Regions from separate parts of the Mus musculus genome. Here all the other regions are linked to region 3. A link is a loop called in an ENCODE intact Hi-C map of the cell type or tissue named here. Cell type or tissue: left cerebral cortex. All regions are shown on one strand. Region 1 holds the start of Fgfr1 (fibroblast growth factor receptor 1). Region 2 overlaps Gm39146 (a long non-coding RNA gene). Region 3 overlaps Gm31045 (a long non-coding RNA gene). Region 4 has its middle 23 kb from the start of Tacc1.

Region 1 (8,000 bases), 52 kb after region 3:
GTCTCAAGAAATTTCTCTTGGGATCTTCAAGGTACCATCGTGGAAACGGAACTGACAAGGGAACTGGCAAGAGCACAGGCAAGAAGGCGTGGCGGATCCGGAACCCACACTCAAAAGTGACCTAATGTCAACCTAACCCATCCTCCCATGTGTCTCTGAGTCTGCTTTCCTCCACCATTTCAGGTAAGTTTGCATGTTTGCTTGGCGGCTCTCAAAAGTTCAGGCATCTCTTCCTTTCCTAATCTGTTCTCTTGGAGGCAGAGCCTGACACACAGATGTCCTCCGTCTCCGAGAATGAATGTGGCAGCTCCCTTTCCCGCTTGCTCTCGCAGCATCCAAAACGAACTGAAAGTTATTTACAAAAACACCATGCCAAACAAGATTCTGCCCCTCCCTCCCTCACTGATGCTGCACTAGGAACAGCCAGGGGTCACCAAATGGCGGCCAGATGGTAACTGGCTGCTGTCCCTAACTCCAGGAGCCTGGGGCAAAAGGCACAAGCAGCCCACCTGCTACCCAGGGCCTGTGAACCAGTCACTTTTAAACGGAGAGCCAAGCAGTTCGCTGCTCTTGCATCCCTCTCCTGCTACGGCTCTCCCAGCTAACCCGGCTAATTCCCAGCCTTCCAGGGACTCCAGCCGGCTGGGCTGGGCTGAGCTTGGTGGGCCTTAGAGCCCAGCCTCTGCTTCCTCCCTCCCTACCAGGGAGCACTGATGGCTGGATCAGGAGGGGGTGATCGGCCATGATGGGCACAGTTGATTCCTGAGTTAACAGCCCGGAGAGAGCCTGGCTCTATAGAAGTCCTGTCTTCCTGCTAGAACCTGCGAGGCAGAGGGAAGGCTCTGCAGACGTGTTCCTAAACAAAGAAGGCAGCCGGGGCTTTGGGGAAAGCTCCGTTTCCCCCACTTGTATTCAGCACCGCTCCCCTCCTCCCACCGATCCCAGAGGCAGCAGTCCCCTGGTTATCTCTGGTTCTGGAGCGCAGGGGCCTTTGTCCCCCTCTCTGCCGACCCACCGGCAAGGCGATGGGCCAACAAACCTTTCCTGAACTTGCTAGCTCTTTGTTATCTCAGAGGGAAGATTACGTTTCCCGGTAAAGAGACAACTGCTAGGCGCCCTCCTTGCAGACCCAGGGCCCCGCCGCGGTCGCCCCACCCTGTGGCCTGCGGCGTCCTCCGAACTGCCCCGGGGACTAGTTCCTGCAGAGCCGCAGCCCCTCTTGGAGCCGGGAGGGAGTGCCACGGCCCTGGAGGTCTGCTGCAAGGCGGGGGAAAGCAGGCTCCCTGGCTGGATCTGCGATCTATCTCCTCTGGGTCTGTCACCTTCCCCAGTCCAGCCTCTCTAGCTGTTTCCCGGAGAGCAGGTGGATAGCTAGCCGAGTTGGCTACTCTTATCTCCACTTCCCTGACACTGAAGAGGAATCTTAACACTGTCAAACTCTGCGCCTCGACACCTAATAGGCACTTGGGTCTTCTTTCCTGGTTACAGCAAGGACACATTCTTCAACTCGTACTGTCTACCCGTTCTTTAGAAAGAAAGAAAAATGTAAAAAGGCTAGATTATAACGTTATTATAATATTTATTTAATAAATTTAATTATACACAACACACACACAGAGAGAGAGAGAGAGAGAGAGAGAGAGAGAGAGAGAGAGAGAGAGAGAGAGAGAGATCTAGGCATGCACATATGCATATCACCAAGTCACATACCCAGCCCAGTGCTGTATTAAAATCCTCTTGTTTTAGAAGGGCCTGGGAGTACAGGCCTGAATCTCTGCTTTGTGAAAGGTTGATGTCGAAGTTTGATGCTCACCTGACTGCCTAGTAAGATCGTGTCTCTAAATAAATAAAGATTTTTTTTTTTTTGTCAGAAGAACTGCTGAGATGAAGTGTAATGCTCCCGTCCTTAGGAACAGTGGACAAATGTAGTTGGCCCTGGGTAGTCAGTTCTGCATTTTCCATGACTCCCCTTCCCCACAATTACCCAAGTGGTAAGGTTTCTTTCTCTGGTAATGTAAGGATCTATGATTTGTCAAAGAATAATACTCCATACTCTGGACTCAAATAGTATGTAAACGTAAAGAGTGTTTTATTCTGTAGTAGTCTAGTATGTTGGGGTCATGGGAGCATGACCAAGATAGACAACCAAGTGAGCTTGCAGGCCTGATTTAAAGTACATCAGGGCATTCCAGGGGTAGGTGACCTTTATCTTGTTCTATCTCTAGGGACATTCCATTACCAGGCCTTGGGGGCTGGCAGTGTTGTTGGGGAGATCTGGAAACTGTTGTTGACTGATTGTCCTTGCCTCAGACCAGCTTCTGAGGCCTAGACTTGCCTGGACTTACCCAGTTCTTAAAAACAGAGATGCAGGCCTCGTCTCCTGAACTGTCAATGGAAAGCCTGTCATAGAGTCAGCCTAGCCTTCTCAATAACCCAGGTTTCTCACATGCAGCTGTTCCCCAAACAACAGATCTATAGATGTCAGGAAAACTCTTGAGACAGATGAGATAGATTCGGGACCACTGTCTTAGAACAGTTCTGCAGCTTGCTGGAGAGAACCCACAAAATAAAAAAGACAGCTAGTAAAACTATGCTAAATATCAAATCAGTAGATACAGTGGGAGGCAGAAACACCTCCAGGTGGCTGGGCCGAGGCAGAGAAGGCTGTTTGGTAGCTTCTATGAAAGAATAATTGGGACCAGACTAAAAGCCAAGGGACTGAACAGGGCAAGGATATTGCTATGTGGGTAATAACTCTTAAATATTAGCTGGTGTTCATTTATTCCACAGAGTCATTTCTGGTTTTTATTTTATTTTTTTGTTCAAAAATACTTCCTGAATATTTACTTCCTAGGCACTCAATAAATGTATTCTCTCTTTACCCCTCCTCCAAATCTGAACCCAGATCATTTTGTATATGCTAAGCACACTCAGCTAAACATTAAGCTTTGGTGGGTGTGGTGGTGTCTTACAAACTGTTGTCTCAGGAGGCAAGAGGCAAAAGGTGGGAGAGTCCTTGAGTCTGAGGCTACCCTGGGCTACAGCATAAGACTATCTCTAAAAGCAAAGACAAAACAAACAAACAAAAACCAACCCAATAAACCAATAATACACCAATAAACTCATCAATAGCCCTTCTTCTTTTTCCTCCACCCTTTACTGGAGATAAACAAATGTGATAATATCTCCGTAGCTTCCCATTTTTTCACCTGGTGGTCACATAGAAAACTGTCTTAGAAACTCTTAGTCTTCAATGTGGAGGGAAGAGTTGGATTGTTTGGTATTCAAGCTGTCATGGCTTGCTCTGTGGAAGCGGAATAGAACAGTCCCCCTCATGATGGCTTTCACATGTGTGACCCTTTTGGCACACTTACATTCATTCAGTCTGCTTCTCATGGGGGAGACCCATAGAGGGACTAGATCTTATCAGATTCGTGACATGCCCAAAGTCTTTGAGTGGTGGAATTCACACCTAGTGTGACATATTCCACCCTTCCAGTGGTCCCCAAGTAGACATCACATCACAGTCACCAGGAAAATTTGCAGAGCCCCCACCCCACTGCTATGCAGCAAACCAACAGGTACCAACCACCTAGTCAGGTCTAGAGTGTGCTGGAATCAAAGCACTGTCTTTGCCTTTGTCAAAGCTGCATCGCCAACCCCTGTGTTTGATTTGTTTGAGACAGGGTCTGTAAGCACAGGCTGTCGTCTCAGTCCCTATGTGGCCAACGGTGATCTTAAGTCTCTGACCCTCCAGGGCTAGGATTGCATATGTACATCATCATTTTAGACTGCTGGAAAGTGAGCTCCTGCAACGAGGCGAAGGCCCCACTGGCTGTCTCAGAATTGTTAGCATGCTTCATCAAAACATCGGGATTTCTCATGTCCAAGCAGGATCAAAAATTTTTATTTTTTAACAATCTCAATATGATTCACGTCCACTGGACTCATTGGATTAAAGAGCCACAGATTAACATCTCTGTGGAGGGACCTGGTGGGAAGGGCATTTCAGCGATTTTCTTTGAGGTTCATAGTATACTGTGGAGGCTCTGGTTTGACTCTGATTAATTCCTAAGGCAAACAAAACAAAACAAGCAAGCAAGTAAACAAACATCCCCCCCCATCCGAAAAAAAAAAAAAACAAAAACCCCTCCTCTCTTCGGTTGCTTCCTGAAAGCTGGTGATTTCTAAGGCTACCATGAACAGCACTGTAGAATTTGCAGGGTCCATTCCAGCGTGAACCACAAAACCTAAATTATGTGGCTGGGGAAAGTTGAGATCCAAGGAAAGGGTCTGAGGGGGAAAGTCAACCGATCCATCAATAAAAACAGTTCGTATATTGTAAGCTATGTGAGGGTCCTATTTATTCCTTTTAGAGACGGGAAAACCGAGATTTAGAGCACGAAAATCATACCCCAAGGCACAGAGATAACCAAAGACCAAGTTGCCCAGTGCAACCTCAAAATTATAGCCAGGCACCCGCCCCTCCCCACCCTCCACTCCTGTCCCCAAATCGCTGATCTACACACAGTCTGAAATTCGGGCGCCCTCCAGGCGAAAACTCAAGTTAGACCAGACTGTAGAGCAGTTCTGCTCGCTCCAGGCTTCTCCGGGGCTGCAGCTTGAGAACTACAAGGCCCAGCAGGCAACTGCAAGGGGAGGAGGAGGAGGTGGGACTAGCGCCGGGTGGGAGTGAGAGAGCGAGCCCTCGCGCCTCGCCGGCGCACAGCGCTCGGAGCGCTCCTGCGGGTACTTTGGCGGGGCTCTCCGCTGCGGGCGGCGCGGAACGGGAGCCGGAACCCTGGTGCAGCCGCTGCGTGCAGAGGACCCGGGCTGCGCAGGGAAGCGGGGCCGAGACGTCCGGACTGGACTGAGACTGTGCTTAGCGCATTGCGGCGACCTCGCCTTTCCCGGCCGCGAGCGCGCGCCGCAGCTGGAAAAGCAGCGGAGACCGAGGACTTTTCTCAGGTCCCAGGGGCGCACCACAGCCGTGCTGCAGTCAATGCACGCCGGAGCCCCAGGAGGGGTGATGGAACTCGGGCTGCCAGAAGCCTGAGACGCCGCCACCGCCGCCGCTGCGTACTGGAGAGCGGGGGGCGCACGATCTGGGGACCCCGGGCGGCGGACCCGAGCCCTCCCCCCCGCCCCGCCTCCGGGGCACCAGCTTCGGCTCCATTGTTCCCGCCCGGGCTGGAGGCGCCCGGCTCGGAGTGCCGCCGGGAGTCGTGCCTCGGCCGCGGAGCCCTCGAGACCCCATCAGGATCTGAACGGAGCCCGGAGACGAGCGGCGGGAGCGCAAGACACAGACACCCGCCGCGCCACGGCGAGCTCTCCAGAGGCGGGACCGCAGCGCCAAGTGAGGTAAGAGTCGCCGGCGCCCGCAGAGCCGGCTGGCTGGGCGTCCCGAGCGGCCCCCGCGCTTCGCCAGTCGCAGCCCGCGCCTCCCTCCTCCAATCCCCCACCCCACCCCCGACTCCGCTCCCTCCCCGGCGCCCCTGTCCCTCCTCCCTCGGCCAGTGTCGCTGCCCGCGCCCCCTCCCCGCGCGCTGGGCCCGCTGCTGCTGCCCGCTGCCTAACTTTTCCGCCAACTCGCGCTCCGGAGCTAGCGAGGAGGCTGCTGCGCTCCGAGTCCAGACCCCGACCCTCTTGGCCCAGGAGAAGGCGGCGGAAGCTGTGTGTTCCCTACTGGGGAGGAGGGCGGGAATGGGCCGGGAGATGGAGGGTGTGTGTGTGTGTGTGTGTGTGTGTACATCATCTATCTTTTGGTCCTCTTGCGGATTCACCCCGTTTCAGCCGGTGGCTTTAAGCTCAACACCCTACATCTGGGATCTTTTCAAGTGTTTTCCTACCTCCGGGCAAGTCTGGGGTCCAGGTTGGGGGGTTGAAGAGGAAAGGAAGTGGCGGGGAAGGCTAGCTTGTCTTGGAATAGGTTTGAAGGAGGTGTCGTCACCAAATGGCTGAATCGGCTTTAGCGGAGAGCGAGCAAAGATTCCCCCCCCTTTTGAGGGGTGATGGTGGTGGTGGTGGTAATGTTCTATTTTATCTTAGACCTAGAGGACTCTTGAAGGGGTCTGGAGAAGCGGGGGGTGGGGGGTCTCGGGGTCTGGATCGTTCTGGGAAGTGGAGGAAATGAGGAGAACTTGTCCGGTGCGGAGGAGCCCTCTTCTGCCCGCTTGTTGCTTCTCTGGCCCAGACCCCCTCTCCACACCTCCTGTGCCTCCTCTTGTAGTGTCTCCGGCGGGGTAAGACAACCTAGTACTCATATTTTTAGAGGAATTTACTGACTTTTTAAATATATAGATGGGGTTTGTAATAAACAGTTACCCACCCAGTGAGGCAGCTGGACACCTTGGGAGTGCAGGAGGGAGTTCTCTTTCTCTGGGCCTAGTAGAAGCTATTAACTCATTTGCAAAGCATTTCGACGGCGTTTTTCTCCCCCACCCCACCCCCCATTTCCCAGATGTAGCTGCCGCATCTGGTTCCGTTTCACCCTACACGGGTACACCGCAGCCACATTATTAAACATCCCTCTTCCTCCCCTCCCCCTCCTAAATTAAAACTGAGATTCTTTAGCACCACCGCCACCACCACCCCTTAACATTTCTTGAGACGTGGAGCAGAGGCTTTGGGATTGGAAGAGAAAAGCAAGTTATAGATCCCAAAGTGATTTTGGATTCCTTCACTCTCTTGCTGGTGGCCGACGATGGGGGGGGGGGGAGTGCGGGGGGGGGGCGGTGTTTAAGAATCTCTGGACCCTCTTGGGAGCCGCTTGCTTACTAGAGGTGGCCTTGGTCGGTGGGTCTGGGCCAAACTTGGCCCTGACGTGTCCTGGAACCAAGTATCGCCTCTCCCTTTAATTATAGTTGGAGCATCTGTCTCATGTGGACACCGCGGGCCCACCTATCGCCACGCGTCCAAGTCCATCTTGGGGGGGGGTGTTCCGTCCTCCATTTGGGGAGTAGAGTGCGATACCTGGTGCTGTAACTGCCAGAGGGACCTTGTGTTTTCAGTGAGTTTCCTGGGTTGCAGCCCTCAGAAGCTTAAAATGGAGTGTTTTTGCCGTTTAAACAATAACTACAGGGCCAGGGATGGAATGTCCATTCTTTTGGAAGGGGGGGGGGCAACAAAACATCCTAAGGGTCCATCCAAAGTTAGCGGCTGGGTGGGTATAGTTTGCCGGTGCCTCTCACCCTCTCCAGTCTTTTAAATTGAAAACACTTCTCTGGTTTCCTTCTTAGGGCGGTAGTTTTGGAGGCTGTAATGAAATCGCACTTTCCCTAGACATGGTAATTAAGGTGACTGTTTCCTTCCCAGATGTGCTCTGGTCTTTGCACCTCCGGACCATTGCTTTTTTTGGAATAGTATCTAAATTGTAGAACCATTGCCCTGAGATGGTTGAGCAAAAAGTGGCCAGTCTTCCTCCCTTGGCCAGGCTCTGGGTTTCCTCCTCTCTGGGGCTTCTTTTAAAGCTAAGTAGCTGGCCCCTGGGACCTGCCAAGGTCTAGCCAATTACCCCCACGCTGGGGTGGTGTCTCTTCCTTTCAGTGACCTAAGGCCAACGGCTCAGCTCGACTAATACCCGTCAACTGTGCTGATGGCTTGCCTCCCTCCCTAATGGCTTGTTTACATATTTCCCCAGTTGGGACACACTCTGGGGACCCAGATGACCCCAGAGTGCTGGGTGTTTGGGGACCCTGAGTTGCTGTCTGGGGCTCGGTTCCAGCCGGAACAGTTACACACTTCATCAGTGACAAGCTACTTAAAATATGTTGCGTTTACCCTTAGTCATAGCTGAACGTCAGCTTTTCAGTGAGGAGCAGTGGATTGAGAGCCGTGTGTATTTCCAATATGAGTTTCAGGGGTATTTTCATTCACAATGGGAGGTTGGAGGAACTGCTTCCTTTGGCCCCATGGTATATAGTCTTGAGAGGGTTGTTTTCCTTGGCCCCAGGCCGTGAAGCAATGGTGGAAGGTTAAGTCAGTGTCCTTTGAATAGCAAG
Region 2 (8,000 bases), 99 kb before region 3:
AAATCAGACTTCGATCTCATCAAGTGACAGGGTGCATTTAGCACGTGTGTAGCACACAGTAAAATCTCAGTGCCTGTGGTGATGACGAAGAGGGTGGAGGGAAGGAGGAGGAAGTGTCAGTCGGTTTCCTCTCTCTGGCAGCCTTCAGACAGGAGGAACCATAAGCCAGCAGACGTGAAAGGATTAAAAAAATACTAATATCGCTCTCCGGGGTTGGAGAGGGGAGAGAGAAATGGAGTCATAGCAGAAGATGTGGGCAGGAGAGAATCCTACCACTGAACCACCATGGGACCTCATAAAATTGCAAAGCTTCTGTAAGGCAAAGCACACTGTCAGTAGGACAAAATGGCAACCAACAGATTGGGGAAAGATCTTTACCAATCCTACATCCAGTAGAGGGCTAATATCCAATATATACAAAGAACTCAAGAAGTTAGACTCCAGAGAATCAAATAACCTTATTGAAAAATGGAGTACAGAGCTAAACAAATGATTTACAAATGAGGAATGTCAAATGGCTGAGAAGCACCTAAAGAAATGATCAACATCCTTAGTCATCAGGGAAATGCAAATCAAAACAACCCTGAGATTCCACCTCACACCAGTCAGAATGGCTAAGATCAAAAACTCAGGTGACAGCAATGCTGGCAATGCTTGCTGAAAGGAGCCTGATATGGCTGTCTCCTGAGAGGCCCTGCCAGAGCCTGACAAATACAGAAGTGGATGCTCACAGCTATTGGACTGAGGGTGGGGTCCCCAATAGAGGAGTTAGAGAAAGGACTGAAGGAGCTGAAGGGGTTTGCAACAATATCAAGCAGACCCCCCAGAGCTCCCAGGGACTAAGCCACCAACCAAGGAGTATACAAGGCTCCAGCAGCATATGTAGCAGAGGATGGCCTTGTCAGCCATCAATGAGAGGAGAGGTCCTTAGTCCTATGAAGGCTTGATGACCCAGTGTAGGAAAATCAAGGGCGAGGGAGGCAAGAATGGTTGGGTGGAGGAACACCCTCATAGAAGCAGGGGGAGGGGGGATGAGATAGGGGGTCTCCAGGAGTGGGGGAAACCGGGAAAGGGGATGGCATTGAAATGTAAATAAAGAGAATATCCAATTTAAAAAAAGAAAGAATACATGGGCAAGAATTAGAAGCTACAGTCAAGAAGGACCTTCCAGATAAATGATTCTGTAAGCAAAGGTCTAAACACAGAAAGTGGTGACCCACGTTGGACATGAGCATCTTTAAAAAGTGAGAAAGATGCAAGGGCTCTACTGGGGGCCTGCTTAAAAAAAAATAAATGCAAGAGAAAAAAGTTGTAAGTTAGATTTTAAAAAAAGTTCAAATAGAACCCAAGGGAACTCCACAAGAGGAAGCCCTGTGGTAGGGGTAGGGGTAGTGGCAGGGTCAGGTGGGGGAGGTGGGGGTGGGGAGGGTGTATGTGCAGCAAAGGCTGACAACAAAGAGCTGTTAGTGGTAGAGAGTAAACAGGGAGGGGGAGCCCGTGGAGCCTGGAATCCGGGTGCAGAGTATTTTTCCAAGGCTCTAGGATGTCTGCAGGTAGCTCTAGATAACATCATGTTTCTGTGCTGACAAGAATGTCTTGGGAAGGGGAGCCACCAATCCAAGAGAAGGAGAAGTAGCCGGAGGTCTGTCTGTGACCAGGCCTCCTAAGGTCTGGGATTACAGGCTGGTGCCAGCAGGCTCAGAGTTCCTCTGCTTGGGGACAGATAGAAGAGCCTGTTCCCTTTTCTCAAAATGGAAATCCTGATCCCACTCACTCCTCTTCTCCCTGTGCTTGCTAGCTTCTCTGTGCTTGCTAGCTTCTCCCCATGCTTGTTAGCTTCTCCCATGCTTGCTAGCTTCTCTGTGCTTGCTAGCTTCTCCCATGCTTGCTAGCTTCTCTGTGCTTGCTAGCTTCTCCCATGCTTGCTAGCTTCTCTGTGCTTGCTAGCTTCTCCCCATGCTTGTTAGCTTCTCCCATGCTTGCTAGCTTCTCTGTGCTTGCTAGCTTCTCCCCATGCTTGTTAGCTTCTCCCATGCTTGCTAGCTTCTCTGTGCTTGCTAGCTTCTCCCCATGCTTGTTAGCTTCTCCCATGCTTGCCAGCTTCTCTGTGCTTGCTAGCTTCTCCCATGCTTGTTAGCTTCTCCCATGCTTGCTAGCTTCTCTGTGCTTGCTAGCTTCTCCCCATGCTTGTTAGCTTCTCCCATGCTTGTTAGCTTCTCCCATGCTTGCTAGCTTCTCTGTGCTTGCTAGCTTCTCCCTGTGCTTGCTAGCTTCTCCCATGCTTGCTAGCTTCTCCCCATGCTTGTTAGCTTCTCCCATGCTTGCTAGCTTCTCTGTGCTTGCTAGCTTCTCCCCATGCTTGTTAGCTTCTCCCATGCTTGCTAGCTTCTCCCCATGCTTGTTAGCTTCTCCCCGTGCTTGCTAGCTTCTCCCTGTGCTTGCTAGATACATTCTACTCCCTGTTTCTGTAACTTTGACCACATTAGTTATGTAATTAGACTAGAATTTGTCTTTTCTGTCTGGAGTCTTCCTTTAGCATAATAGTCCCTGGGTTCATCTACTCAGTAGTATGTGACACTGTATGTACCTATAGCATCTCTTTTATTAACATCTGTTGATGGCCACTGGGGTTCTGTCTCATAGCTAAGCTACCTTGGATAGCACCGGGCCTCACCTGGCCTCACCTGGTGTCACATCTTGAGAAAATACCACGGACAACTCTTAAGTTTGCATCTCCAGTTCAGACTTTCTGCGTGGTGGCGCACGCCTTTAATCCCAGCACTCGGGAGGCAGAGGCAGGCAGTTCAAGGCCAGCCTGGTCTACAGAGTGAGTTCCAGGACAGCCAGGGCTACACAGAGAAACCCTGTCTCGGAAAAAAAAAAAAAAAAAAAAGAGTGGCTAACTTACAAATCTGTCTGCTTATAAATCATCTAGAACTTGATATTTCCCAAACTGAACTTGAAATTTCTGCCCCTAACTTGGTCTTCTCCCTGTTCTCTCCATCTATCCTCCAACCTGCTCCACGGAGACACCAAAGTCATCATACTCCCTCTTCCGTGCTCCATGTACCACCTCTCACCTGGACCACCACGACTGTTAGACCCTGTGCTTGCTCTGTCCTTCCGGCCTTCTCCCCAAGCCAAAAACTTTCTCCAAGATAGTTAACTCAGCTTGAGCGCTTCCTCTCCTTTAACCCTTCCATTGCATCACTCCCACTCCCGCCAGAGAAATGCCACCGAAGTATAATAAGCAACACACCCTATATAGTCTGCCTCCATCCATCAACGTGAGCTCATCGCTAACTAATCCTGCTGTGTACCAGTAATCCATGACCGAAAAACAATTATTCAAAAACTTGGTGCCTAAAAAAAAAAAAAAAAACAAACATTAATTCTTCCACGTGTCCAGGCAGGAGGTGGGAGTGGTCTGCTGGGTTCTCTGGCTCAGCCTCTCATAGGCTATAATCAGAGTGTGGGCAGTGACCGTGGTCATCTCAGATCTCTCAGCCAGTAGTGAATCCCTTCTCAACTAACAGAGCAGTTGGCAGGATTCAGCTCCCTGGGGGCTGTCAGGCTGAGGGCCTGCGTTGTTCACAAGCAAGAAAATCCCTCTCTCCCTGGCTCTCTTGTCATTTGGGTCTCTCCATGGGGTGGCACATTGTGTGGGTGGCTGAATGACTAAGAGAAGAGAAAGTACAGAAACGGATGCTTGGGGCTCTTGGAAGCAATGTCTAGAGTATCTGCCACATTGTAATGGTTGAAAGCACATCACACTTGAAGACAGAGTGCTACAGAAACATCCTAAAAAGACAGGGATCTTGGGAGCCACATTGAGTTCAACTACAACACTTATTCAAGTGCACAGGACTCTTTGTCCCATAGCCTACCAGGCTCCTATACTACCATACTCTACCACAGGGCCTTAGCTGCAGCCGGGCCCTCGGCCTGCAACAGCACTCCCAAATGGCTAGTTCACGTCCTTTTAGTGTCTGCTCACACAGCCCCTTTACATAGTCCCTTTGGGTGAAGGTTTATCTGATTAGTTTATTAGAAATCCCAGCAGTCCTCTGTCCCTTTCTATCCTGATGTTTGCTCTCTCTCTCTCTCTCTCTCCCTCTCTCTCCCCCCTCTCTCTCTCCCTCTCTCTCTCTCCATAACACAATCATTTTCTTTTCTTTAAAGACTTACTTATTTTATGTATATGAGCACACTGTAGCCGTCCTCAGACACACTAGAAAAGAGCATCGGATCGAATTACAGATGGTTGTAAGCCACCATGTGGTTGCTGGGATTTGAACTCAGGACCTCTGGAAGAGCAGTCAGTGCTCTTAACTGCTGACCCATCTCTCCACCCCACCCCCAACACAATCACTTTCTAATGTCCCACCTTTTACATGTCTCTTCCCATTAGAGTATAAGTTCAGGAGGAGTTTTTCCTCAAATTGTTTCACTGTTGTAACCCTAGTACCTAGAACAAAGTCTGGCACATTAAATATGTTCGGTGAATCCTGAAATTTTCATGTCTGTGTGTTTGTGTATGTGTTGACAATGTATGTGTGCGTGTGCATACCGAGTGCACATGCATGTGTATGAGTTGCAAATCACTAGCTTACAGAATGCACATATACAAAGGGGCAGGAGCACAAATACAGGGCAGATAGTAGAGTGGTTATTAGAACTCTAAATGGGCCGGGCAGTTGTGGTGCACACCTTTAATCCCAGCACTTGGGATGCAGAGGCTGATTTCTGAGTTCGAGGCCAGCCTGGTCTAGAGTGAGTTCCAGGACAGCCAAGACCACACAGAGAAACACTGTCTTGAAAACAAACAAACAAACAAACAAAAACAACTCAAAATGGGATCCCAAAATCTAGTTTCATGTGCCATCTTACCTTCTTTCTGAGGGGACTCCCCGAGTATTATAAGTAGTTCTGGCTAACACGAGGGTGGGGGGAATCTCCTTGTGTGTGCCTGGGATTCCATAGGAAACCACCCTGGTACTTTGATCACTGAAAGGAACTGACAGCTCTACTCCTGTTGCTACACTGAAGCATGGTGCTACACTCCAGCATGGTGCTACACTGTTAAATCAGCCCTCTTCCATTCAAAAGACCTGAAACCACATCACGCATTCGGTGCTCTGTGGTTATCATTCTTTACCTCGTCCAACATTGAACCCTTGCTATGCAGTACCAGGCACTCTACACAGACAGGAAAAGCAGAGTGCCTATCCTTAGCAGCACAGGAGCACACGAGGGAGGGAGACAGCTAAACTACTAGGTTGCCCCTCTAGACATTTCATTTGAGCATCTCCGAAGCTGGGCAGCTCAATACTTCCCAAAACCACCGGTTATCCCGGTTATCCCAATTATCCTGGCAAAGACTCCAATGGCTGAATTTTTCTTTTTATGAAGCGGGAGTCTGTTTTCTTACGGCTTCCGCCTTCAGTCTTAATTTTATCCTCTGGCTCCATACCGAATAAATCTACCGCTTTTCCAAATGACAGCCTTTTAAGTATTTGAAAACAGTAATCAAGTCCCACAGAGAGCTCTCTATAGACTTGTGGCCGCCTGGGGTGGGGGGTGGGAGGGCACAGTTGGCAGCTGCCCTGAACTGCTAGGGATATGTAAGCTAGGCAAGCTAGGCTAGCCCCAATGAGGGCCCCAGGAACAGGAGGGCCTTTCTGAGGCTCCCCCAAAGACCACCACCCCCAGACTCTCAGTGGCTCTCCTGAGGACCAACAGGACTCCCACACGCTCCCAGAGACACCCCGTAGCTCTCCTGAGAGTCCCTGAGGACTCCTGAGGGTTCCTGAGACTCCCAGTGGCCCCCTGAAGACCCAATAGCTTCCCTGGGGCTTTCATGGCTCCCCAACACTCCCTGAGTCTGGAAGACTGTGGGGCTCTCTGATGCCAGGGACCCGGCTGCGGGGGTAGGGGGGTGTTGAGGAGCCAGCTGGGGTTCTGTGTTCTTTGTTTCAACTAACCGCAGTTCTCCAAGTACCTGCTTGTCTGACGCAATAGGCCTTGTGTAAGTCTCCCCGACAAGGGGCCAGTTTTCTGCTTTTTTTTTCTTTTTGCACAGCCCAAACCCAGCTCCTTCTGGCCGGCCCAGCAGGTCTTGAATTCATTAAAGTTCCATTTGGCCAAGCTCTCTCCAGCGCTCTGCCAACGCTGTGGGCAGCTGTGCGCAGGCCTGGAGACCTGGCTTGCAGCAGGAGAGAGGGGTCATAGGGTGCCGGGGGAAAGAGGAGTGGAGGCACGGGGGAGGGTCAGGAAGCAACACAACCTTAGATAGTTGCTGGTTGGCTGGCTAGCCACGGAAAGGATAGACCAAGCCCGCTCCCCTCCGCGACTCCCCCTCCCAACACCACGACCACCAAATCATTCTCAGAAAAAGGACCAGGATATGGGAGGAACACGTGGGCTCAGACTGGAACAAATGTACAAGGATGCTTGTTCTTAAAAGAAAAAAAAAAAATTTTTTTTTTTTTTTTGATTCCTGGCTGCAGGGGAGAGCAAAGGGAATTAAGGGCCCGTTTTCATGTGCGGGAAATTTTCTGTATTTTCCCTTATCTGTGCACTTGCTTCCATCTAAAATGTAAGGAAGTGAGTTTAGGAGCAACCCCCCCACCCCAACCAAAAAAAAAAAAAAAAAAAAGAAACAACAACAAAAACTAGAAGACCACTCTTTGGCTTTCCATCCATCTCCTCAGCCCTCACTCTCCAGCCCATTTCACTGTCTGGCTCAGGTCCACCCCATGCTGCTGCTGCTACCATGCCCAGTAGTAGTACAGAATACAAATAACCTCCACTACCCTCCCAAGCTACCTTCCTTCCCTCCGCTACTCAGAATGTCAGGGTGTTCCTGTCTGGGGACACCTAGGATAATTGGACAGAGGTCTGTCTTTAAAGTTCATCAGAATGTATCCTCGCTGAGGATAGAACTGGCCAGAACTCCATATCCAGCATCCACAGGGCTAACTCCATCTATCTAGCAGTGAAGTCCAAAAAAGGAGGGCTGCCCCAGTTTGGGTGGCTCTGGTCTGGGAGAGCAACACTCTAAAGGTGGAGGGAGGAAGATCATACAAGTTCCAACCATCCTAGACTACATAAGGAAACCTGGCCTAAAAGTTCAGAAGGTTGTGGGCTGGGGGAAATGGCCTAAGTTTCTATTGGGCCCCCCTTTGGCTCCTACATAGCAATGCTACTCAAACCAAGCACCTTACCCGTCTTGTGTTTGTGCTAGCAAAATATGCCGTTAGGAACAGGCTTCTTTACAACCATTTACATTTAAAGACAAATTTAAAACCCTATTTGCAGTCCTAGAACTACCTACATTCCCCATAGCAGGATTAAGGGGGCTAACCTCTCCAGGACAAGTGTCCTCTAAGATAAAGGCTTACAAGGTCCACGCATTCTTGTCATGATCCTCTGTGGAAACTTTATAGGTAGCTTTGCTGTAGGCTTCCACCCTCGAGGGTCATCCTGGACTCCATCCAAATAAACAACTGGGTAGTGGCCAGCCTGATCTACAAAGCAAGTTCCAGGACTGCCAGGGCTACACGGAGGGAGAAACCCCATCTCAGAAACAAAACAAAACAAAACAAAACAGAACAGAACAGAACAGAGCAGAGCAGAGCAGAGCAGAGCAGAGCAGAGCAGAGCAGAACAGAACAGAACAGAACAGAACAGAACAGAACAGAACAGAACAGAACAGAACAAAACAAAACAAAACAAAACAAACATCTTTCTATGTTGAGGGCTGTAGAGATAGGTCAGCAGCTAAGATCACACTGCTCCTCCAGATGAGCTGAGTTGTAACTCTAGTTCCAGGGGGAGTACAATGCCTCTGGCCTCCATGAACAGTTATGTGTGTGTGCATAAACACGAGTGCACACACACACGCACGCACACACACACATACACACTTAATGTTAATAATAAATAAATATATTTTCTTTAAAAGCTTTTATCTTCAAGTCTGGAAGTGGTGATACATG
Region 3 (8,000 bases):
CTTCAATGCCAGGAACAAAGTAGATACATATGTATCCATTTACTATTATTGTTCCTCATCCACGAAAACTCACCTGTGGCCTATTCAAAGTCCTCCTCAAACTGTCGACAGTCTCATCCATCTACCCAGGCCAGGCAGGGAGGGCTGGCATCTAGCCTGGCTTTTAACCCCAGCTAGCTCTGTAGCTGACCTGTTGGTCACTCTCCTAACTACCCTGTTTTCTATTTAGCCCTGTACCTCAAATGACTAGCAATGGCAGAAGGTCAGAATCAGTATAGAGAGTGAGAAGATTAAGCAGGAGAGTGAAGAACCAAGCAACCCTTCCTCCCAGGAAACCCAGTGGTACTGTTTCCCTTCTCTAGACCCTGAACCCAACAGACTGGCCCATGTTTCCCTAATCACAGGGGAAACACATGACAGAGCCAAGATTCTGACGGGTTATTCTCCTTTGGTAGTAAAAGATGCTCCTCTGGAGGAGGTAAACTTAAAACAGCATCTCTTATGGTAAATTTCACCACCCCCTCCCCCAGTGAACTCAAGGAGGTCCCAGTAGTAAGAAAGGGTACAGGCTGACTTGAGGCTAGAGCACTCAGGAAGTAGTGAATGTTCCCAGGAAAAGTTGTGTGTGAGGAGTGTTTGGAAAACACACACACACAGATCAGATCGTCTTTTGAATGAGTACAAGAATGTTTTTAATTTAGCTGAAGAAGCTAGCTTTGTTTAAACCCTATTGTGAATTATTTCTTAAGAGGGGAGTAAGGAATTCTTTTGTTAAGTAAATACTCAGGCCTTCCCTTGCCAAAAGCTTTTGAAATCTCTGCAGTAATTATGCCGATGTTTTCTGTGTTTATATGGTAAATGCCTAGAGCTTAATTGTTAATGGGTAAATAAGAAGCCACTAAGGCCTTGCCAAAAGAGGCCCAAGAGCCGAGGTTGAAGAACAATGGCTCTGTGGGACCCCTAGAGAGCTTGTCAGGCAGTGAGGGGGAGCGAGGCCTAGTCTCTGACTCCAGTGGACACTGTCCCTGAAGCAAACCAGTAAGAGACTGACCTGGGGTGGGGACAAAGACCACCTGTCAGTGGAAGACCTAGGCCAGGGGCAAAGGTGTCATTTAGGGCTGTGGCCCAGTTCATGGCTCTATAGCATAAGGTCACCACTTCCTGCTACTCTGGGAGGATAGGGACGACTGGAGGAAAAAGGTCTTTGCCAGCACTTACCAGAGTGCCCACACTGAGTACAGGCCAAGCATAACCACCCATGGCATGCTGGGGCTGTGTTTTAGGGTTGCACACTTGCCTCTGGGTGAGGTACTGTGTCATCTCAGGTGTACCATCTGGCCTTGTTCTTCGGGATCCTCGGGTGCAACACAGGTTAAGAGTGCCAGACAATGGCAGCGCACGCCTTTAATCCCAGCACTTAAGAGGCAGAGGCAGGTGGTTCTCTGAGTTTGAGGCCAGCCCGGTTGACAGAGCAAGTTCCAGGCTAGCCAGGGTTACATGGAGAAACTCTTGTCTTGAAACACACACACACACACACACACACACACACACACACACACCTCATAAGGGTTTTATGACAATTAATTAAAGCAGCATTGTAGTAGACAATAAATTAGCATACAACCGAATTAAACATTGTGTTAAACTTCCATATGTCAAGTTTATCTGGAGCAGAGGTGCAGCTCACACCTCCCAAGGGTTAGGGACAACCCTGCCTAGGTTCCGTCCCTAGCGCTGCAAAAACCAACAGCAGAAAAAAAAAAAAAAAAAAAAAAAAAAAAACGATCTTGCAGTTCTGGATCTTGGCCAGGGCTGGTATGTCTGAGCAAGGAATTGGCCTTCTTCCACATCCATGCATATTTAAATAGAGTAGTTCTGCTCGTTACTGTAGCGTGTCTGTAAAAAGAGCTCACAGCAAGAGGGACTTGTGGATAAACTCCTTCACACATCCACTGAGAGCTCAACACAATCCATCAGGATCAGCCTCGTCTTCCAACGTCCTGCAGACACGAAGCTTCTCCACTCGAGGGGCTGGGAGCCCCAGGGTGTTGATGGAAGCAGGGTGAGGCTTGCCGAGCCTGCCAGGCAATACTCAGCCTTGAACCCAAGTCAGCAGCCGACACAGTTGCAGGGAAGCTTTGACTGGAGGTCCCCCAAAGAAAGGGTCCCGCTGAGGGTGGATGGCTCCTTCTCCATTCCAACTCTGCAGTGGGAACCAAAGTTCATTGAAGATAATGTTCTCCAACAAGTAGAAGGAAGGAAAAAAAGTGGCCAAAGCCTACCAAGCTCAAAATTTTAGAGCTGAAAGGCATTTCAATCCTGAGCTCAAAGCAGCTAGTATGTGCATGCCTGTGTTTCTAGGCATAAATCATGGGGAAGGTATCAGAGAAGAGGAGAGTCCCATGGAGCATCACCTAGCCAGGATTCCTGAGTAGATAGCCCACTCCTGCTCCCAGGACAGCACTCAGCCTAGTGCTATGCAGTCTGGAGAAGGGACTCATCTAGGACTCTGTTGCTGTAGTCAGGGAGGACCTAGAGCAAACCCCTCCCACTTCCCAACCGAAGGCAGCACATGTCTTTGGCATCTTTCCCTACTGTTTCTTGGGTACCACTTTGTGTCCCAAGGCCTGGTCACAATACAGGTTTTATCTGCTCCTGTAACCACATCTTCTGAAAGGACAGAGAGGGGTCTGTGGGCATTGGATAGCCAAAGGGACCAGGCTCAAGTGGGTAATGTTAGTGGGGCTACAGGGCTATTAGGTTGAGATGAGCTAAGAATGGGACTCAGTGGTATACAACAGCACTCACCTAGCTAGTATGTCATATGCTCCAGTACTGAAGAGAGGCACACTGGGGGTGGTGGGGAGTTGGGGGTGTGGGGATTGGAGAAATAGACAAAGCTTGAAGCACCTGACCACAACTGACTATTCCCTCCCTCGATCTTCTCTGCTCCCATCTTTTATTTGTGACATCCCGTGAGAGAGGCGAAAAGCAGGTCCGAGGCAGCATCAGGACTTTCTCACCTTCAGATTGAACCACAACAGAAGCCATGTGCCAGCCAAGATACCTGGTTGCTTGGAGTCCCATCTTCTGCCTGCTGTTCTTTGAGCCTATATCGCTCACTCTGCGGTAGGTCCATGTGGGAGCTGAGGCCCATAAGGCTGTCCATCATACGGAGACATATAATACCGTCGCTTCTCTGATCGTCAGGAAGAGAGAGCTGGTCTTGCTCAGTACCAAGACAGTGTCCAAGAAGCATCTGTCTGGACTACTAGGAAGAGAGGGGGCCCTCAGAGACCATCTTCCATCCAGTTATCCACCCTCAACATGTGTGGCCCACCCTCGGTCCCCCTCATCTTGTGAAAGGTACCACTCAAAGGGCATGAATAGTGGAGACTTGCCAATCATGGACCCTGGGAAGCTGGGCCAGAGGTATCCAGGCCAGGGAGGGATGAGACCCTGTGGGGAAAGAACTCATGAAGAGCTAAGAAGTTTCTTAGAAACAAAAGCCTCTTTGGCTGGCCAGGGACTGTTGGATTGCTTGCTGAGCTCCCAAACCAGCCAGTGGGGGGAACAAGGTAGGGAAACGGTTGAGCCATAAACACAAGACAAAGAACAGGCAGTTCCAAGGAGCCAAGAATGCAAATCATTTGCAGGCCTCCGAGAGACTCTCAACCAAGGACCCCAGTGGGAGGTGGGATTGCCTACCGCTGCTGCAGAGGCCCTCTGTGCACATCAACTGCAGTTGAGTGTGAGCCTGCCTATGAGGGTCCCTGCTGAGTCACCCTCTGTGTGTACTGATGGCTCAGCGGTGAGTCACCGAGTGTGTGTCAGAGTCTGCTGGTGTATGTGTATGCTCCAGCGCAAAAGTATCTGAGGTTTGCCCGTGGGAGAGTGATGGTGTACTGTGAATGAGAATCAGGGAGCCAGGCAGAGTGGAGCGCAGGGGGGAGGCTGTGTTTAAAGGGCACCACACTTCATTCACGCTGTATATCACACACCACATTTCTGAACACAGTCCAGCGGGAGCCATCTGTCCCTTCTTCCTGCGGAACACTTCCCCTCCCCCACCCCCTGTGGAGCAGCAGCGCGGAATTCTTCAGGCAGCGGGAGGAGAGGACTTCTGAAATCCGTCAACCCGGACCCCCTTGCATTTTGCAGAGGGGACCATAGCCAAACACCACCGCTGCGGCCTAGGACAGCGAGGTGCAACTGAGGCTGGCACGGCATCCTCGATCGGTGTCTGAGTATACAGTGGGTCCTTTCTCCTTTCCCAGAAGGAATGAGATGACGTTGCATCTTTCAACTAAAATGCACTCAGAGCAGCCCCGTGCAAAAGGGGCTTGTCTTAATGGCTGGAATGGTTAAATAACCTAGAAGGCAGCAAGCACTGTACCAGACAGCCCTAGACCTAGATTCACTTGACTCCTTGACTCCTTTCCCTCCTCCCTGCCCCACCTCCCCCCTCCCCTTCTTGCCCCACCCAGATCAGAAGTCTCTCCCTGCACCAGCCAGGCCTTTTGGCAGCCCTGACCTACATGATTCAGAATTTGCTTCTGGGACACCACAGAAGTGTCACCTTCACGGGATTGCTGATGTTTTCCTTCCCTTAGCCATCAGCTTGGTGGCCACGTTGTCCTCACGGCTCAGTTTCCACGAAAAGGAATGGATAAAATAGGGGGTTGACTTTAGCAGTTCAAGAAAAATGGCTAAGTGAGGGTGAAGAGCTTGAACCTATTAACTCTTTTTTTAAAAGATTTATTTATGTTTTTATTATATGTAAGTACACTGTAGCTGTCTTCAGACACACCAGAAGAGGGAGTCAGATCTCGTTACAGATGGTTGTGAGCCACCATGTGGTTGCCGGAATTTGAACTCAGGACCTTCAGAAGAGCAATCAGGTGCTCTTACCTGTTGAGCCATCTCACCAGCCCCAAACCTATTAACTCTGAAGATCAGGTCTGAGGTTGGGTATGAGTTTTAATTGTCACATCCACTGATTCCCATATGGCTCAGAGTTGACCCAAACTTCAAAGAGGGGCTTCTGGCAATGGGTTAATTGTTCCTATTCCATATTAACTAAGCAGGTACTATGTCTACAGCACTGCTGAGACCATTCAGTAGTCTCATACCTTTCTCTGTATCCCTGGGGAGCAGAGGTTTATTATCTCATTTATCTAGAGACTTCAAAGGCCCTACACTCCAATAACATTTTGTCATTGATGATGGAATCTACTAAGATGCTCTGGGCATCAGGAGAAAAGAGAAAGGGAAGGACATCGCTGTCAGAACTGGTCTGGAGCTGGGCTCCTCTTATATCTCAGTCAATCCCATATTCAAGAGAACTCTGGTTAAAAACAAAAAACAAAACAAAACAAAACCAAAAAAAAAAACATGCCATAGAGAGGGGTCAGGAAGATGTCACGTGTAGCTGGCAGACTATTGATACAAGAGATGTTGACATCGGAAGAGTCCCTTGGGTATAGCACATGAACAGAGTAGAGCCACCAAAGGTTTCCTTGAACATAAACAAATATATTTACAAACTTGTTTATTTGGGGGTTATATACAATAAGTATTTTTAAAAAGCTATAAGCTACCTGGAAAACTTATTAATTAATTAGAGAAATATCATGGTATGCCCACAAATCGAAGACAGTATCTATAAATAGTGACCCCCAAAATGGTAATTACTAGCTTTAAAAGAAAATTTAAGCCCTGGGTATGGTGGCATACACCTTTATTCCCAGCACTCAGAAGGCAGAGGCAGACAGATTTTTGTGAGTTCCCAGCTGAGCTGGGCTACATAATGAGACTCACTCTCTCTCTCAAAAAAAATCAATATAAAATATAATAGTATTTTGTATTAAAAAAATTAAAAGGGGTAGCCTATATTTTAAAATCTGGAAAAACATGTCCACGGGAAAGTGTGGGTGGAAATACATGAATTTAGTTACTGCTCACTGCAAAAAAAGTAGAATTGGACTAGAAAAAAAAAAACAATTTTTTAGTCATCTATGTTGACTGATAAGAATGTTTTTTTACAAATTCAATAAAGTTAAAATGTATCACAAAAAGAAAGAGGACGAAAACAAAAACCAAGCTCATAGATGCTTCCTGGCTGCCCTCAACACAGGCACTGGCTCCCTTGTGAAATGTCTGTTATGACATTTGGAGAACTGGCAGCCATCACAAGAGAGAACATGGCACATTTGGCCTCTGCTGCAACATCCGGAACAAAGCAAGGACTGGGGCTGTCAGCTCAAAGACAAATCGTGATTTGCATAAACATGTGACAAAAAATTATTCAGTGAGTGAGATGTCTCACTTACACAGATGAAATCAATTAAAAGAAAGGCAAGTTTCTGGCAACTGTGTCCTCACCCTGTTATGTATCCAGGATGCTGAAAGTTCAAAGATACTCAGACCCTTAAGTCACACACTGAGTCAGAGAGGGGAGAGAAGACACTGGGACGAACTGTAAAGGGTAGTAAATGCCTACTCTAATCCTATCTGAGTCTTACAACTACCGTACAAGCTAAGAAGAAAAACATACAACTTCACACATGTATATACACATGTGCATGCAAATACATATATGCACACATGTGTATACACATGTGCAAGAAGGCACATACATACCTGTGCATGTACACATACATACACACATGCACACATATGCAATACACACATGCACACATACATACACCAAGTACATACATGTGCATACACACACACACACACACACACACACAAAACAACATAACAAACCTGAATGAGACCAAGCCATCCTTAGTAGACTAGCTAAAACTCAGAGATTAAACAGCCATGGCTCTCAGCAGCCAGAGCAGTAGGCATGTTGTAGTCTCCTTACATGATTAGCTATGAGGCTGGCAAGGCTGGCTGCTGTGTTCCTCCTGGCTTGGTACTTTATCTAATCCTTGAGGATCTGAGGCTCTGGGAAGTGGGGACGGAGACTGAAAGGAGAAAGGTTTAATCATGATCCTTCACTGTAAGTGACTGAAGCCTGACTCAAACCAGCAAAAAGAAAAGTGACTTATTTAGCTCTTGAAACTAAAAAATGTCCAGGAGCAGATGGATTCTGGCTTAATGAGATTAAGGCTAAACTCATGTCAGCCAAGACTCAGTCTGACTCAGTGTTCCCTCTGTCTTGACTTCCCTCTTTCCAGCAGGATCACTGAGCTGGGCAGCAAACCATGCCAGAAAGCCCATGTAGTATGCTTCCTTGCATCTAGCTACTCCAGTGTAAAGGGGAGGGGAGATGCACTTTTTAAGATTTTTATTTTATTTTTTATTTTCACCTCTCTGGTGCTAAGGTTACAGGGATCTGTCCCACACATGGTCTGTACAGAACTAAACATCTATACCTTCAGCCCAGCAGAACTCTCTTCCCAAAAGTTTCAACACTAGTCTGAGTCTCATGCTTGGATCATGTGCCTATTTCTGAATTATCTCTGATTTCTGTGGTTGGGTTGGGCCAGTCTCTTCCAGATCACATGCTACATTAGTCAGCTTTCCATATCTCTACAAAATACCTGGGGAGATTACCTAGTAAGGAAGAAAGATTCTTTGTTTTTGTTTTTTGTTTTTGGGTTTTTTTGTTTTGTTTTATTTTGCCTCATTTTGGTGGTTCCATTCCAAGTTTAGCATCTTGGGGGATAGGGCAGTGCCAGAGAGCAATAAGAAGCTGTGGTTGTGGAACACAAGGGTTCATAGCCATCGGTTAGAGAGCCAAGGGAACTGAATGGGCTAGGGGCTCCAAAATCTTCTTCAGTGGCAGCCTCCCTCCCACCTCTCAAAGATTCCACCTGGGGACCAAACCTGCACATGGGCCCTGGGGGAAACGCAACGTTCAAACTTTAGAACATGAACTAGACATGGAGGGTGACCATCTCTTCCAAAATTGGAGGGAAAGTACCAAAGGAAGAAAGGAAGGATGCTAAATAGATGACAGACCTATCATAGGGTCACGAAGAAAT
Region 4 (8,000 bases), 240 kb before region 3:
AATGCTTAGTCATTGGTGCTGCTTAAGGAGGGTTAGGAGATGTGGCCTTGTTGGAGTATATGTGGCTTAGTTGGAGGAAGTGTGTCACTGGGGGTGGGCTTCAAAAGCTCAAGACAGTCCCAAGGTCCCCCTCCTCCCTTCCTGCTGCCTGCAGATCCAGATGTAGACCCCTCAGCTACTTCTCCAGCACCATGTTTCCTGCCACGATGATAATGGACTAAACATCTGAAACTATAAACCAGCCCCAGTTAAATGCTTTCTTTGATAAGAATTGCCATGGCCACAGAGTCTCTTCCCAGTGACAGGCCATTAACTAAGTGTCTTATCTCGGCAATAGACAAGCAACCAAGGCACAGCCACAGAGATTACATCCCCCTCCTGTCTTTTGGCCTTACTTTCCCCCTTTCTGCACAAATGGCTGCATTCAAGTGTTGGGGCTCTCTGAAGTGAGGTGGTATGTGGCCAAGGACTCCAGTAACAATAGTAATCTAAATTTTTAAATGACAGTATAGGAGACAGCCTTTTCCTCAGACTTCAGCTGATACCGAGTTCCATTCACCTTTTAAACCTTTGCTAATGTGTAGAGGTGATTTGTCCCTATCAATGCCCGAGTATGAACAATTATTTATAAGGCTGAGTGTTTTCATGCATTTACGAAACCAACCTGTCCTCCTTTCTCCCTCCCTCCCTCCCTCCCTCCCTCCCTCCCTCCCTCCCTCCCTGTCTTCCTGGTCACTCATCTCTCGCTTGTCTATGCCCTCTTGTTGGAAATGGAAGATTTAACTCCTTAGCTTGAAATCTGCAGTAGTAAGCTATGATCCCTGCATCACCAGCCCCCAGGACATTAGGAATCACATGTTGCTATAGAGTGGGAAGCCTGGGGTGGCCCTACCATCCACAATATGACAAACCCTGAAGAGTGATGCCCAGGGGGTGACTGGGAGGGGGAAAGTGAGCGGGATATAAAATGAATAAGTAAAAAATTAAAGAAAGAGTGATGTTCATTCAGAAATAGCTTAGTTTCACTTTTCTCAATAATATTGCGCGCACTCTCTCTCTCTCAAACACACACACACACATACACCTCCATATATCCCTATCTTTTGGCTCTTTTGGGGTATAGTTTGGATCTACTGGTTAAAACAAATGCTTCCATTTGAAAATGAGTTCTCCATATTTTCTCTAGCTAACTGCAAAGTGATACTCTTTTCTATTTTAACTATTTTTCACATCTCCCTTTTGTTGTACAAAGAAATGGCTTTCACCGTGTCTTTTTCTTTTCTCTTCCCCCCTTTTAAGATTTATTATGTAGTGTTCTGACTGTATATCTGCCTGCAGGCCAGAAGAGGGCGCCAGATCTCCTTATAGATGGTTGTGAGCCACCATGTGGTTCCTGGGAATTGAACTCAGGTCCTCTGGAAGATCAGTGAGAACTCTTAGCCACTGAGCCATCTCTCTGGCCCTCACCATGCCATTTTCATACATTATATTCCACTCTTGTCTACACCCCAGCACTCCTCCTCTTCCTGATCCTCTTTCCGCACTGAACAACGTTCCCTTCTGCTCCATGACACCTGCCTCCCATCAGCTTCTTTTCTCCCCACTCCTCTCTGAGCATGGCTTCCTCTCTACTTCCCACTCCTTCTTGTTTTGAGACAGTGTCTCATTAGGGAAACCTGGCTGGCATAGAGCTTGCAACAATCCTCCTGCCTCTGTCTCTTGAGTGCTAGGAACCACTATGCCTAGCTTTTGCTTTCATATATGAATATATATACACAAATATACATATCTAGGTCAAGATTCCATATGTCAGAGAAGGTAATACTTGTCTTCGGTTTGCGTCTAGCTCATTTCACTTAACATAATAATACCTACTTTCCCACAGATATCGGCTTACAGATATCACTTACAGCTGGAGAAACTTCCACTGTGCACAGATACCTACTGAAGCCTCACCATTCCGTGGATGGACAGGCTGTGTCCATGCCTTGGCCACTGTGAATAATACAACAACAAATAAGCATGCAAGCATCTCTGTGGTGTGCTGACTTATTCTCCTTCGAGTGTGTGCCCAGGAGCCGTAGATTTTAAAGGGACATTTCCTCTTCTTGAGGATCGACTGATTTCCATTCTGACTTTATTTACTTATTTAATTTTTAAATTTAACTTTATTTTATATGTATCAGCATGGGGGACTCAGATCCCCTGGAACTGGTGTTACAGACAGTTGTGAGCTGCACATGCGGTTGCTGGGAATTAAGCCTGGATCCTCTAAAAAGAGCAGCCAGTGAGTGCTCTTAACTGCTGAGCCATCTCTCCAGCTTCCATTCGGATTTTAATGAGATGGAATCTCAATATAGTTTAGCTTGCGGCTCCCTGAAAGCTAAGGATGTTGAACAGTTTTTCAAATATTTATTGGTCATTTTTATTTCTTCCTTTGAGAACTGCCTTCATCCCATTGGCTATTTACTGGCTATTTATTGGATGATTTGGGGGTTGTATTTAATTGGGAGGTTCTTTATAGATTTTATATATTAATCTCCTATCTGACCTATAACTAGCAAAGATACGCTCCCCACCCCCCAATCTTTAATCAGTTCTATGATTCCTTTTTTTATTTTTTTGTCTACAAGTGTGATCATTTGAATATGCTCGGCCTAGGGAGTGGCACTATTAGAGGGTGTGGCCCTGTTGGAGTAGGTGTAGCCTTGTTGGATTAGGTGTGTCACTGTGGCTTTAAGACCCTCATCCTAGCTGCCTGGAAGCTAGTATTCTGCTAGCCTTCAGATGAAGATGTAGAACTCTCAGCTCCTCCTGCACCATGCCTGCCTGGATGCTTCCATGTTCCCACCTTGATGGTAATAGACTGACCCTCTGAACCTGTAAGCCAGCTCTAATTAAATATTGTCCTTAGAAGAGTTGCCTTGATCACGGTGTCTGCTCATAGCAGTAAAACCCTCACTTAGACAACTTAGAGTCTAGGGATCATTTCCTGTGGGGCTGGGGTCTTCTTTTTGGAAAGTCCTTGCGTAGGCCTTGATCCTGAAGAGTTTGAAGACTATGTCTTCCTCAGGTCGTTTAGCCTTGAAGGCTCGTGGCACATCTTGAGTTTATCTTTGTTTGGGATGAGAGCTGTAGATGCGCTTTCTTTCCTTTGCACGTGGTTGTCACTGTCCCAGCGCCATCTGTACAGCTGAGCTCTCTCGGCAGGGCATTTGTCTTCAGCTTGCACACTAGAGACAGAAGCTTTCACCACGCCAAGTGCATTGCTTTGTGCCCCGCCTGTCTACGGACTGCACACCACTGGCTGCTTCCCTCTCAGTAAAACTCTCAAGCCCAGAGCATGGCACACCCCAGAGGCTCAGCAGACTGATCGTGGCTATGAGAGGTTTCTCTGATTTTTGTCTTCTTGAACACCATTTTCTCCACCCACAATCCACATTTCAATTTGGAACTTATGCTTTCCTGTGCTGGGTCCAACTCCAGCTTTCCAGGGTGTGAATGTGACTCACAGCTGACTCAAAATTCTCTCCCACCCCTATCCCTCTTTTCTCCTGCCCCCAAACCATATTAGACCCATCGAGCATGTGGGACCCACATCTAACCCAACTGCCGTGCCTTGACAGCCTTTTAACATTTCAACTGTGTTTACCAGAACCTGTTTAGTAGATCAAACCCAGGGCAGGATTCCAGACCTAAGTCAGCATCCCCAGGGTGGAAGATGTGCTCAAGGCTGCCCACCCACACCCTCCCAGGAGAAAAAGCCCTCTGAGATGGAAGCAGGGTACCCAGCAGGAATCCCAGGCAAGGAGCTAAGTTTGGGGGTTTCATACGCAGAAACCTGACTCTGCAGTGTGTTAGCGATAAACAAATTGGGCATTTTCATTAGTCCCTGGTCTCTAAATGTATTTCATCCCTCTATTGGAGATGCTGGGTTAAACGTCTATGATAAGCCCTGGTAGGAACATTTCCCAGCTTGGTGGCGCCAGAAATATGTACACAGATGGTGTGAACCATTCCTCAGCTTCATTCCACAGCTCCTGGTACATCTGTGTGGCCAAATGCTGCTGCCTCTGTGGTCCCAGAATTCACTCCTGCCTACCCATACAAGGACCAAATTGAAATTTTTTTCCCTAAGTCTTTCTTCTTTGCTGGAATTTTTCCTCTGCTCCCATTAAAATACTGATTTCTGTGCCCCTACCCCCACCCCCCAAGCAAGATACTCAGGATCATTTTATCACCTGCCCTCACACTTTAGAGTCAACCATTCAATATCTCCCATCAAGTGGCGTTCAGGGTGGACGGGGCACCCCAAGGGAGCTGCTTATTCGTTCTGAAGCTGACAGCGGAGTGCAAAGGAGTGATTCATTTTATGTAACACAGGGCTCTGAAGGTGGAAGAAACTCAGCTGTGACCAAAAAAGGAAGCAGCGTGATTCAGCTTCCATGGGTGGGGGTGGCGGGTGAGGAGGGGGCGCACTCGCCGAGAGGGAGGAAGGAAGGCGGGCATATCCAGTAGTGGCAACAGGGCAGGCGGTGAGGGAGAAAGGAGAGCTAAAATCTTACCCAGCTGCTACCTTCAGAAACCAGTGAAGCTATCGCCCTTGGAGAGGAACTTCCAAAAGATTCCTCCCTGATTGTGAAGTCCTTGAGAAGTCGTGGCTTGGAAACTGTCACCTAGAGTATTTTTACAGAAACAAGATAACCACAACAGGGCTCTGCGGCTTGACCGAGGGGGGGGTGGGGGTGGGGACACTGTTTTCTGATCTCTCAAGGTGTCAAATTGTTACTGCTCTTTGGAAGGTTTATTGGAAAGTCCGGCTGGAAGTACAGGACATGTACACACAGACACACACACACACACAGACACACACACACACACTTCCCCCTCACATAATACTATAGAATCACAGATTAAACTCACTACACACAATCCACATATAGTCTCATGTATACATACCACAATTGCATATAGTCACACATACACACACCTCTCCTATACAGATATATAGACATACATACACATACACATATTTATATATATATATACACACACACATATATATGCCATAGAGCTATACATACTCCAATCTCCCACACAAATAAATGTCCCCACAAAGTCACACACAAGCCACTCCCACAAACCCCAAGTACCACCCACACACTCACCCACACACTTTCCCACACACCCACACACTCACCCCCACACCACCCCCACACTCACCCCCACACCCCCACACTCACCCCCACACCACCCAACCACCCACACACTCACTCACACACTCACCCCCACACTCACCCCCACACTCCTCAAGCATCAAGCACACTAGTTCTGGTGTAGGAGTTTGGACTCAAAGGAAAGAGTTTACAAAGGGTAAGAAAACAACATTTCCGTTAAAACAAAATAAACCATAAACTAGGCCAAAAGAAAAACATAAGGAGAAACTAAAAATGTATTTAAAAAATGTTGGATGAGCCAGTCAAGTGGATGTTATAGTGTTATAGCCCTGAAGATGAAAAAGCCAATCTCCTTCCTCCCCCCCCCCCCCCCCGTTTCTTTTAAACGGGGTCTTAGTATGGCGCTCATGCTGGCTTTGAATTCCTAAGCTCCTTGTTAAACAGGGTACCTGGGACTCTGGGAACCCATTCATCCCTCTTGGTGGAGAATGGCTATCCTCCGAAGGGGGGCATAGCAGTCTCCCTGCTTCTGCAAATAAGACCTTCGTAAGCTGTACAGAAACCACAGAAGGCACCCACAAGTTCTGCCACACAACCAATACAAGTTTTAAGGGACTGTCTTTAAACCTGCATTTCTATAAACACACACTGCCGCTACAAATCCCTTCTGCATCTAACAGGCATTTACACTGCACTTCAGTCAGTGGATGGATACCAATGAACAAGTCATGAGGACACACAGAAAGATTCCAACTCCCAGAAATGGAAAAAAAAAAAAAAAAAAAAAAGGCGGGGGGGGGGGGGCGTGGAGCGGCTGGGACGGTGGTTGGCTCCCCCTGGTGGCAGAACTGAAGAACAACGCCTTCTCTGGCAAGAGGTAAGAATGTGATAGGGACCGAATGAGGGATCCACCCTGTTAGCACATGGTTGGTCTCACAGACCACAGACATGCTCACTCTGTCTCTCTTCCCTATTACTGCTATATGTTCCCAAAATTTGGGGACATCTCCTAGTTCTAATCTTGTCCTCGTGAGAACACACAAGCTTCCATTTCGGGTATCAATTTGTAAATGTGGCCCGTGATAATTAGGACTTGACTTAGGTTCCCCTGAGTTATTGCTCCAGGACACTGGACAGTTACTGGGTTCTAGTACTAAGTTTGGATGCTGAATATCTTCTAAAAGGTCAGTGGGCTACAGGCTCGACCAACGAGAAGACACCCCTGGAAAGTGCCGGAAGCTTTCCTGTGTAGGTCGGGGTGTGTGTGTGTGTGTGTGTGTGTGTGTGTGTGTGTAACACTACTTCAGGAGATTTGTAAATCCCAGTTTTTTCCTCTCCGCCACACGCTGGTACCAGGCTGTGATGCCTTTCTACCAGCCCAAAGCTATGGGTTAGAACCACGAAAACTCCGAGAATAGACCTTTTATCTTTATAAATTGATTGTCTCTAGCATTTTTTGTTACAGAGACAGAGGCTCATACACATGGCTTTGCATGTGAAGTACTACAACTTGAGGGGGAAAAATTATGTATTCGTTTTGGTGATGGTGTGTTGCAGGGTTGAGATGTGTATAAGAGACAGGTGTATGCTACGTAAATTCTTTTTTGTTGTTATTCTTTTGAGACATAAGGTCCCTCTCCCTCTCCTTCCCCAACCCCCCCCCCAGCACCAAACCCCCACCCCTGAGAGAGTGCGTGTGCGTGTCTGGCTTGGACTTTACTGTGTCGACCAGGCTGGCCTCAAATTCACAAGATCCATCTGCTTCTGCTTCCCAGGTACTGAGATTAAAGGCCTGTGCTATCACGACCAGTTTACACAAATTCTTGAATCTGATCAAAAGAAAGTTGCAATCCTTTAGTCCCAGTATTTGGGAAGCAGAAGCAGGTAGATCTCTGTGAGTTTGAGGTCAGCCTGGTCTACATAGTGAGTTCCAGAACAGTCAGAGGTATATAGTCAGACTCTGTCTCCAAAAAAAGAAGAAGAAGAAAAAAAGAAAAGAAGAAAAGAAGAAGAAGAAGAGGAAGAAGAAGAAGAAGAAGAAGAAGAAGAAGAAAGAAAGAAAGAGAAAGAAAAGAGAGAAAGAAAGAAAGAAAGAAAGAAAGAGAAAGAAAAGAGAGAAAGAAAGAAAGAAAGAAAGAAAGGGAAAGAAAAGAGAGAGAGAGAGAAAGAAAGAAAGAAAGAAAGAAAGAAAGGAGAAAAAAAGCCTTCTGTAGTCAAGTAAATAAAACATCCACACTTAAAAAGACAACCCCATTCATCTCCCCAGTTTCCTACTCTCCTATCTTGTCCAAACGTCTCTCACTTGGTTTTCTCAAACCTCTATTTAAGAGCAGTTTTGATGTAGTTCTAGAAACATAACATTTTGCACTCATTAGAAAAGCAAGACACACACACACACAAACACACACACACACCTTTTCTTTTGCAAAGAAGCCCACAAGAGTCATTCTTTCTGTGTAATGTAATGTAATCCAGTATGGTATTTATCTACAGAACAGGTTGGACCATGCTCTGACAGACACTTCCTTTCCTGACACTATGTTAGCTGAAGGGGAAAAGCCATAAACACTCATCATCCCAGGAGATAGCAGAGCCCTGGCTGGTTAATGAGCCACCAGTACAAACACCTGGCAATTTGGTGCCCCCCCCCCCCCCCGCCTCCCGTTCAGCCAGTTTCTCCACACCTGAGTCCTCACTTCCCATTTATGACTCTGTGACCTTGTTTGTAAATTTTTCCAAGCCTTAGGTTTTTTTAGAGACAATTTTATTTGCTTCACAGGCCCACAAAATGATTACATGAAATAATGTCTCTGGATCCCTGAC

What was found. Hi-C counts contacts between places; a loop is a spot of excess contacts. Peaks named below come from ENCODE experiments on the same cell type or tissue, not always from the same donor. Only the 100,000 strongest peaks of a DNase experiment are listed, where the experiment ranks them.
Region 1: a loop joins it to region 3, with 4 times the contacts of the local background. A loop is called at or near these places in 5 of 42 quality-filtered maps.
Region 2: it touches region 3 in a loop (8-fold over the local background); 4 of 42 quality-filtered maps call a loop at or near these places.
Region 4: a loop joins it to region 3, with 14 times the contacts of the local background. A loop is called at or near these places in 2 of 42 quality-filtered maps.

The regions. Positions count from the first base shown.
Region 1 is chr8:25,514,069-25,522,068 of GRCm38, forward strand. It overlaps Fgfr1 (fibroblast growth factor receptor 1), which reads left to right and starts at 4,691. Exons shown (of 18, transcript NM_010206.3): 1 at 4,691-5,361. Gm31288 (a long non-coding RNA gene) reads right to left here. Exons shown (of 3, transcript XR_003947368.1): 3 at 5,620-8,000. RefSeq lists promoters at 3,856-4,830, 4,616-4,830. In left cerebral cortex, no CTCF peak of the experiment used is centred here; DNase peaks (open chromatin) are centred at 4,675 and 5,374; H3K4me3 peaks cover 2,980 bases; H3K27ac peaks cover 975 bases.
Region 2 is chr8:25,362,774-25,370,773 of GRCm38, forward strand. The region is part of intron 3 of Gm39146 (a long non-coding RNA gene); the gene reads right to left. Among named protein-coding and RNA genes, the nearest start is that of Gm39146, 23 kb to the right of the region's middle. In left cerebral cortex, no CTCF peak of the experiment used is centred here; DNase peaks (open chromatin) are centred at 99, 1,725, 3,663, 5,141 and 2 more places; H3K27ac peaks cover 218 bases.
Region 3 is chr8:25,461,887-25,469,886 of GRCm38, forward strand. It overlaps Gm31045 (a long non-coding RNA gene), which reads right to left. Exons shown (of 4, transcript XR_378820.2): 3 at 3,024-3,271; 4 at 1,783-2,203. Among named protein-coding and RNA genes, the nearest start is that of Gm30978, 12 kb to the left of the region's middle. In left cerebral cortex, a CTCF peak has its summit at 4,795 (motif pointing right); DNase peaks (open chromatin) are centred at 1,895, 2,546, 3,901 and 7,055; H3K4me3 peaks cover 555 bases; H3K27ac peaks cover 872 bases.
Region 4 is chr8:25,220,601-25,228,600 of GRCm38, forward strand. It overlaps a transcript of Tacc1 not described here. Among named protein-coding and RNA genes, the nearest start is that of Tacc1, 23 kb to the left of the region's middle. In left cerebral cortex, CTCF peaks have their summits at 1,336 (motif pointing right) and 6,046 (motif pointing left); DNase peaks (open chromatin) are centred at 1,562, 3,428, 4,020, 4,401 and 2 more places; H3K27ac peaks cover 4,400 bases.